Linked DNA regions of Homo sapiens: region 1 is linked to region 2. Evidence: read pairs that join two places in POLR2A ChIA-PET (ENCODE). Cell type or tissue: endothelial cell of umbilical vein. All regions are shown on one strand. Each heading gives the region's core, and the rest is flanking DNA. Links, peaks and the distances in the headings are about the cores only.

Region 1 (4,449 bases), core at 119-4,118, 250 kb after region 2:
AGATGCTGGCTATAGAGAGAGCTGCAGGCCCTCCATCCTTCCGGGGTGCCCGGGTGGTCCCTGCCTCTAGTCAGCCTCAGCAAACAGGAGCAAACAGCGGATGAAGATCCAGGCTGCAGCTCTGCCTCTGGTGCCAAACCACTTTATGACCCTGGGCAACTACCTGACTCGTTCTGAACCTCAGATCTCCTGATCTGGGAAATGGGAGTAAGCCACACCCCTGCAGCTTATCATAAGCTCTAAGAAGAGATTATTATTATTACTATTTTTTGAGACAGTCTTGCTCGTCACCGAGGCTGCAGTACAATGGCATGATTTCGGCTCATTGTAACCTCCGCCTCCCAGGTTCAAGTGATTCTCCTGCCTCAGCCTCCCAAGTAACTGGGATTATAGGCATGCGCCACCAGGCCCAGCTAATTTTTTTGTATTTTTAGTAGAGATGGGGTTTCACCATGTTGGCCAGGCTGGTCTCAAATTTCTGACCTCAGGTGATCCACCTGTCTCAGCCTCCCAAAGTGCTAGGATTACAGGCATGAGCCACCACGCCCAGCCTGGTGCAGTTTTTTAGAAGGCACTTTGGTAATGGCTATCAAGAATGTACACTCGGTACCTAAGGGCACACCTGGGCTCAGACCTTGATTTCTGAAACTATTCCCCACTTAAAGGAAACCAGGGTTCCTTAAAAAGAAAGACTGATTCCAGGGCTGGGGCAAGGACAGTACAAGAGGAGTCTAGAACATCTTGTCATGCTAGTAAGTAAGTGAAATGCTCAAAACAAATTCCTGATAGTAAGTGGGAAGAAGAAGAGAAAGTTCTTCCTTACAGCAGAATGTCAACTGATAAATGTAGAAGGAAAATCTCTTTGGAGCCAGTATAGAATAATAGACTCAGGCAACAATCATCACTGGATGTTAAAACCACTGGGTGAGGCTGGGCGCAGTGGCTCACACCTGTAATCCCAGCACTTTGGGATCATGAGGTCAGGAGATCGAGACCATACTGGCTAACACGGTGAAACCCCGTCTCTACTAAAAAAAATACAAAAAATTAGCCGGGCAGATGGCGGGCACCTGTAGTCCCAGCTACTCGGGAGGCTGAGGCAGGAGAATGGTGTGAACCCAGGAGGCGGAGCTTGCAGTGAGCCAAGATTGCACCACTGCACTCCAGCCTGGGCAACAGAGCGAGACTCTGTCTCAAAACAAAACAAAACAAAACAAAAAAACACAAAAAAACCACTGGGTGAACGTTTAAAGAGAAACATGTATTTTACATAGTTTCAAATATCTCCCCCAGCTTATTACTGACAAAGATAAAAATGGCACTTGACACTAGAGAAAGCTGGTTGAAACTGTGTTAACCAAGCGTTCAAAAGTTAATATCTCCAACAATGGGACACCATGTGCCTCCTGATCCCATGTACTGAGGCAACCAGGGGATCACCTGAGGCGGGTGGATTACCTGAGGTCAGGAGTTTGAGACCAGCCTGGCCAACATGGTGAAACCCTGGCTCTACTAAAAATGCAAAAAAATTGGTCAGATATGATGGCGCGCACCAGTAGCCCCAGCTACTCGGGAGGCTGAGGAGGGAGAATCTCTTAAACCTGGGAGGCGGAGGTTGCAGTGAGCCAAGATCAGGCCACTGTACTCCAGCCTGGGTGACAGAGCGAGACTGTCTCAAAAAAAAAAAAAAAAAAAAAAAAAGACAAATTTGGTGGGTAAAATATAACTTTAAATATACAAACCCTGGCCAGGTGCAGTGGCTCACGCCTGTAATCTCAACACTTTAGGAGGCGAAGGCAGGCAGATCACTTGAGGTCAGGAGTTCAAGACCAGCCTGACCAACATGGTGAAGCCCCGTCTCTACTAAAAAGACAAAATTAGCTGGGCATGGTGGCACATGCCTGTAATCCCAGCTACTTGGGAGGCTGAGGCAGGAGAATTGCCTGAATCTGGGAGGCAGAGCTTGTAGTGAGCCAAGATCCCACCACTGCACTCCAGCCTGGGCAACAAGAGTGAAACTCCATCTTTAAAAAAAAAAAAACAAACAAATACAAAAATTAGCCCGGTGTGGTGGCATTCGCCTGTAATTCCAGTTACTCAGGAAGCAGAGGTATGAGAATTGCTTGAACCCGGGAGACAGAGGCTGCAGTGAGCCCAGATTACACCACTGCACTCCAATCTGGGCAACAGAGCAAGACTGTCTCAAAAAAAAAAGGATGAGGTAGATTTCTATAAAGAACTCCAAGATGAAAGTAAATGAAACTAAATGAAAACAAGGTACAGAATACTCTGCTTAGTATACTTAATTATGAAAAAACATAGTAAGATCCCTACCTCACTCCTTAGATAAATTCCTTTTTTTTTTTTGAGACGGAGTCTTGCTCTGTCACCCAGGATGGAGTGCAATGGTGCAATCTTGGCTCACTGCAACCACTGCCCCCAGTTCAAGCAATTCTTCTGCCTCAGCCTCCCAAGTAGCAGCAACTACAGGTGTGCACCACCACGCCTGGCTAATTTTTGTATTTTTAGTAGAGACAGGGTTTCACCATGTTAGCCAGGCTAATTTCGAACTCCTGACCTCAGGTGATCCCCTCAACTTGGCCTTCCAAAATGCTGGGATTACAGGCATGAGCCACTGTGCCTGGCAATTCCCCCCCCACCTTTTTTTTTTTTGAGACAGAGTTTCACTCTTGTCACCCAGACTGGAGTGCAATGGCATGATCTCGGCTTACTGCAACTTCTGCCTCCTGGGTTCAAGTGATTCTCCTGCCTCAGCCTCCAGAGTATCTGGGATTACAGGCATGCACCACTACACCCAGCTAATTTTTGTATTATTAGTAGAGACGGGGTTTTTCCATGTTGGCCAGGCTGGTGTCAAACTCCTAACCTCAGGTGATTCACATGCCTTGGCCTCCCAAAGTGCTGGGATTACAGGCGTGAGCCACTGCGCCCAGCCTAATTCCTTATTTTTTAAAATGAAAAAATAAATCTTTCGTAAATGCTCTAGAAAAAAAGTGTGATTTAAGAAAAAAATCTTAAAGTTAAGAAAAGCCATAGTTGACACTATTGATAAATAATACAACCACTAGAAAATTACTTCAGAAAGAAAATTATCTGATAACTAAAACAAAGGAATGAAAGAAGAGCTCCACACTCTACATAAAGCACTTCTGGAGGAAAACATAAAGAAGTGTTCACACCTGGGGAGTGGTTACTTCTTGGGAGAGGGATAAGAGGGATACTATTTTCATTTTATTCCTTTCTGTAAAATTTAAATAATGCATAATTTATTAAACGTATATTTTGATAATTCTATTGTAATTTATATATCATATTAAATACTGTAATTTATTTTTATAATTATTTTATAATTTTTTAAAATTAGAGACAGGGTTTTGCCATGTTGCCTAGGTTGGTCTTGAACCCCGGCCTCAAGTGATCTGCCCGCCTCAGCTTCCCAAAGTGCTGGGAATACAGGTGTGAGCCACTGTGCCTGGCCCACATAACATAATCTATAATATAATCTTAGTAAATACAAATTCAGCATAGTTTAAGGTAAATAATGAAACATTTCAGCATGGTCTGCCTGCCCCACCCCACCAGCCCCTCTCACCCAGCTTCATCTTCTTGAGTGTGGAGTCCGAGTCATCGCGGGGCCGCTTGCGGGTGTCCTTGCTGCTCGGCATGTTGCGGGCGATCTCGGCCTGAGGTGTGCCCAGGTCCACCAGCAGGGTGGTGATCTGGGCCTGGAACTCCAAGGAAGCCGGGTGCTTCAGCACACTCAACAGGTGCAGCTTCAGATTCTTACGCACACTGCTCACCTGCGATTTGGCCAGCGTCGGGGGCAGGTTGGCTGTGAGGAAAGTGGCAGGAGCTGTGTCTTGTGGAAGATCTCATGGCATGCTGCCAGTCTTAATTCTCAACCCCAAACTTGGGCAGTGGTCTTGCAGGCATCTACTAGAAAAGTTCCTTCACCCTCAGATCTAACGTGTGGCTTTCCGCCTTACAAGCTGATGCTTCAAACCCTGGGGGTCTCCATCAGTATCAGTCAATCTTAAAGAGAAAAACTCACCCTCTCTTTTAGTAAATACATACAATTTCGTCCTCCTCCATCTCTGGTCTGGAAATTCACATATGCTTCGCTTGGGGAGGGTTATAATCACCACTTTTGCCTCCAGAAACCCCCAACTGAACTGCTGCAACAGCTCACTGCTAGTCTCCCTGACGCCAGGATGACTTTCTAATGGTCACCCTGATAAGTGAGCCTCCCCTGTTCCACAGTGAAAAAGGATGCCTGTAATTCTGCCTGCCTAGCATCCACTGCCCCTTCCTCAGCCAACAACACAACCCACTCTCCGTTAAGGGAGACCCCCCTTCTCCAGTCTCCTTCCGAGTGGGCATGAGACCTGGGGCCAGTGAGAATACCACATTCCCTTGGCCACTGTAATT
Region 2 (4,372 bases), core at 1-4,000:
CGACGCTGGCGTAGCGACGTCCGTTCGCTGAATATGCAAATATACACGGAAGTGAGGCGGGTCAGGGGGCGGTGCCGTTAAACGGATGCTGGAAGGCGTGTGGATTCCCACGCCCGCCTTGGCCAACGTCACTGTACTCCTTCGTGATGTCACGTTCCGAGTTGGCGTCCCCACCCAAAGGAGGCTCTTAATTAGTCCTAATTAGTCCTATGAGCCCCAAATACACCTTCCTCTGCAAGCTAGGGCTCTCATTGGGATTAAGAGGAAGCCGCGCGGTCATACAGACTTTGGCTGGGATCCCAGCTCTGCCATTTCCTCGCTGTGTAATATTAGATGAGTGGCATAACCTCTCTGGACTTCAGTATTACCGTCTACCAAATGGGAATCCTAATAGCAGTTGCCTCTTTGGGTTGTTGTGAGGCTTCTATGCTAATCTTGAGTGTAAAACAGTGGACCATGGGAAGTGGTTAGAATGGTGCCATTCATATAGTTAAGCGCTCAGTAAATAGCCCTTCTTACTATACAGGTCATGATTGCATTATTAATGCTAAATCCAGCCTGAGGGTGCATTTCACCCCCAGAAGCAGCGAATCCAACCCTTTCCCAAGTAACTGACAAGGAAACTGAGGCCCAGAGCAGGGCAGGGGGTGGCACAAGGTTCCTGCAGAGGTTGATAGCCTGGCATCTTGGCCAATAAAACCATACCCGTTCTCAAGCAACCCAACTTCCTTCATTAGGAGGTAGGTTCCCCAGGGAGCTAGTTCAGAAATAAATTTAAGGACATGTCCCAGACTGTCCTTTCTTACCCAGCAGGGAGTAAAATCATATAAACAATGTCAGGAAGGGGTTGAGAGAAATTCCTGGATGATGGAGTGCTGATGGGTAATTGAGAGATTCTCGGAGGCAGAGGGACAGAAGAAAACAGGAACAGAGGACTGGCCGCCATGGCTCACGCCTGTAATCCCAGCACTTTGGGAGGCTGAGGAGGGTGGATCACCTGAGGTCAGGAGTTTGAGACCAACCTGGCTAACATCGTGAAATCCCATCTCCACTAAAAAAAAAAAAAAATTTAGCCGGGCATGGTGGCGGGCACCTGTAATCCCAGGTACTCTGGAGGCTGAGGCAGGAGAATCGCTTGAACCTGGGAGGTAGAGGTTGCAGTGAGCCGAGATCACGCCGCTGCACTCCAGTCTTGGCGACAGAGCGAGACTCCGTCTCAAAAAAAAAAAAAAAAAAAAAAGGAAAACAGGAACAGAGGAGTGGTGTGTAGGAGGAAACATACATTCAGGACACAGAATCAGGGGGCTCTGGACTTCTTTGGTATCCAGTCTGACTCTCTGAGTGTCCTTTGTCAAGCTCCTGGCACTGAGGGACCTGCGTTTCCTCATCTTTACTGATGGTGCTGGTGTGTGTGTGAACCCTGATATTCTGAATTACTAAGAATGCCAGGATTCCATAAAAACAACCTTTTCCAGGGTCCCTTCCACACGGAAGGTATGCAGAAACTTGGGACTACCTAAGGTCCATCATCCATTTGGGACCAGCCCCCTTCCCATTTTACAGATCGTTTGAGCCTGGGAGGTTGAAGCTGTGGTGAGCCATGAGCTCCACTGCACTCCAGCCTAGGCAACACAACAAGACCCTGTCTCAAAAAACATAAAATTTCTGTCCCCAGGCCGGGCGCAGTGGCTCACGCCTGTAATCCCAGCACTTTGGGAGGCACAGGTAGGCGGATCATGTGAGGTCAGGAGTTCGAGACAAGCCTGGCCAACACGATGAAACCCCATCTCTACTAAAAATACAAAAAATTCGCTGGGCGTGGTGGCGCACACCTGTAATCCCAGCTACTCCAGAGGCTGAGACAGGAGAATCACTTGATCTCGGGAGGCGGAGGTTGTAGTGAGCCGAGATCGTGCCAATGCACTCCAGCCTGGGTGACAGAGCGAGGCTCTGTTTCAAAACAAAACAAAAAAAATTGGCCGGGCGTGGTGGCTGACGCCCAGCACTTTGGTAGGCTGAGGTGGGCAGATCATGAGGTCAGGAGATCGAGACCATCCTGGCTAACACGGTGAAACCCCGTCTCTACTAAAAAAATACAAAAAATTAACCGGGCGTGGTGGCGGGCGCCTGTAGTCCCAGCTACTCGGGAGGCTGAGGCAGGAGAATGGCGTGAACCCAGGAGGCGGAGCTTGCAGTGAGCCGAGATGGCGCCACTGCACTCCAGCCTAGGCAACAGAGTGAGACTCCATCTCAAAAAAAAAAAAAATTGGCCAGGCACGGTGGCTCACGCCTGTAATCCCAGCACTTTGGGAGGCCGAGGCGGGTGGATCACCTGAGGTCAGGAGTTTGAGACCAGTCTGGCCAACATGGAGAAACCCCGTCTCTACTAAAAATACAAAATTAGCAGAGCGTGGTGGCACATGCCTGTAATTCCAGCTACTCGGGAGGCTGAGGCAGGAGAATTGCTTGAACCCAGGAGGCGGAAGTTGCGGTGAGCCGAGATCGCGCCATTGCACTCCAGCCTGGGCAACCAAGAGCGAAACTCAGTCTCAAAAAAAAAAAAAAGAGAGAAAAGAAAAATTCTGGCCCCATCACCTCCATTCCCATAGCTTTACAGCAGTGGGATGGGGTGGGAAGACTACTAGGCCTCCCAGATCCCAGGCCTCCCTCTCTTCTCTAGCCCTCCAGCCCACCAACACCAAAGCCCTGATTTCCGCCATCTCTGTGCTCCCTCCACCCCAGAAAAATCATTGAGTGCATTTTTCCCCCTATTCCTCTCCTCCTTCTTCCTTTCTCTGAGAAGGGTTCCCGGGAAAGTCTTCTGGGAACCTTTGTGAAGGGAGAGGAGGGCCCGGGGGAGCGGGGTGGTAGGAGGGTTGTGAGTGAATCTTCACACCTCAGGAGTCTGTTTACACACCCGTAAGGAGGAAGAGGAGAGGAGACCTTCTCTGAAGGGTGAGGCCTTTTCAGAGCTGGGTGCTTCTTCCTGCTCTCCAGCCTGGTCATGGAACAGTGGCCATTCCTGGTGACCCCTGAGACCAGGGGAGGGAGGGCAGCCTTGGCCATCCTGGGGCATGGGAACACAAGCAGAGATGGGGAGGGGAGAGGGAACCCAAGATGGCTCCAGCGCTGACTCACCAGCCATGGGACCTTGGACTGGTTGCCTGGCCTCTCTGGTGACCGCCCTAGACTAGGGCCTGGGATCCTTCCTGGAAGTTTTTTCTGCTCACAGCCCCTAGTCACCCTTTTCCTGGAATGAGTGAGGTACTCGTGTTTCATAATCCCTCTGGCCCCTGTGCTTCTTCCATTAAAATAAATCCAAGGCTGGGCACGGTGGCTCAAGCCTGTAATCCCAGCACTTTGAGAGGCTGAGGTGGGAGGATCACTTGAGGCCAGGATTTCAAGATCAGCCTGGCCAACATGGAGAAACCCCGTCTCTACTAAAAATACAAAAATTAGCCAGGCGTGGTGGTGCATGCCTGTAATCCCAGCTACTCAGGAAGCTGAGGCACAAGAGTTGCCTGATCCCAGGAGGCGGAGGTTGCAGTGAGCCGAGATCCTGACACTGTACTCCAGCTTGGGCAACAGAGCGAGATTCTGTCTCAAAATAAATAAATAAACAAACAAAAATAAAACTCCAAAAGCTGATCACTGCTCCTTGTTAAATCCACAACCACCACCCACCCGGCCCAACTGACAGCACCTCCCTCTTGGACTCCTGCAGTCACCTCCTCACTGGGCTCCTGACTTCTATCCTTGTCTCCCATATTCCTTTTTTATTTTGAGACAGGGTCTCGCTCTGTCGCCCAGGCTGGAGTGCAGTGGTGCAATCACTGCTCATCACAGCCTCCACCTCCTGGCTCAAGTGATCCTCCGGTCTCAGCCTACCAAGTAGCTGGGACTACAGACACATACCACCATGCCCGGCTAATTTTTAAAATTTCTGTAGAAACTGGGTCTCCCTATGTTGCCTAGGCTGGTCCCAAACTCCTGGCCTCAAGCAGTCCTCCTGCCTCAGCCTCCCAAAGTGCTGGGATTACAGGCTTGAGCCACTGTGCCCAGCCAATCTCCCATATTCTACTCCCCACTCAACAGCCCGTGGGATACTGTTAATACTTAAGTCAAATCACCTTCATCCTCTACTGAGAACCCCCTCATAGCTCCCATTTATCTCAGATTAAAAGGCAGAGTCCTCACTAGGATTTACATGGCCCCACACGACCTGCTGTCCCCTCTCTTGTCTCATTTCCCCTTTCCTCTCGTCCTCTCTACCTCCTCTCCAGCCACACTGCCATACCTGCTATCTTTCAAAATTCAGACACTCTATTATTATTATTTGAGATGGAGTTTCGCTCTTGTCACCCAGGCTGGA

What was found. Peaks named below come from ENCODE experiments on the same cell type or tissue, not always from the same donor. Only the 100,000 strongest peaks of a DNase experiment are listed, where the experiment ranks them.
Region 1: POLR2A ChIA-PET joins it to region 2 with 7 read pairs; 2 of 35 experiments call an interaction of 5 or more read pairs at or near these places.

What each region holds. Positions count from the first base shown.
Region 1 is chr19:45,838,637-45,843,085 of GRCh38, forward strand. SYMPK (symplekin scaffold protein) reads right to left here. Exons shown (of 27, transcript NM_004819.3): 9 at 3,614-3,853. Among named protein-coding and RNA genes, the nearest start is that of SYMPK, 22 kb to the right of the region's middle. In endothelial cell of umbilical vein, for the core only: no CTCF peak of the experiment used is centred there; no DNase peak of the experiment used is centred there.
Region 2 is chr19:45,584,921-45,589,292 of GRCh38, forward strand. No RefSeq gene overlaps it. Among named protein-coding and RNA genes, the nearest start is that of OPA3, 2.3 kb to the left of the region's middle. In endothelial cell of umbilical vein, for the core only: no CTCF peak of the experiment used is centred there; no DNase peak of the experiment used is centred there; H3K4me3 peaks cover 491 bases; H3K27ac peaks cover 938 bases.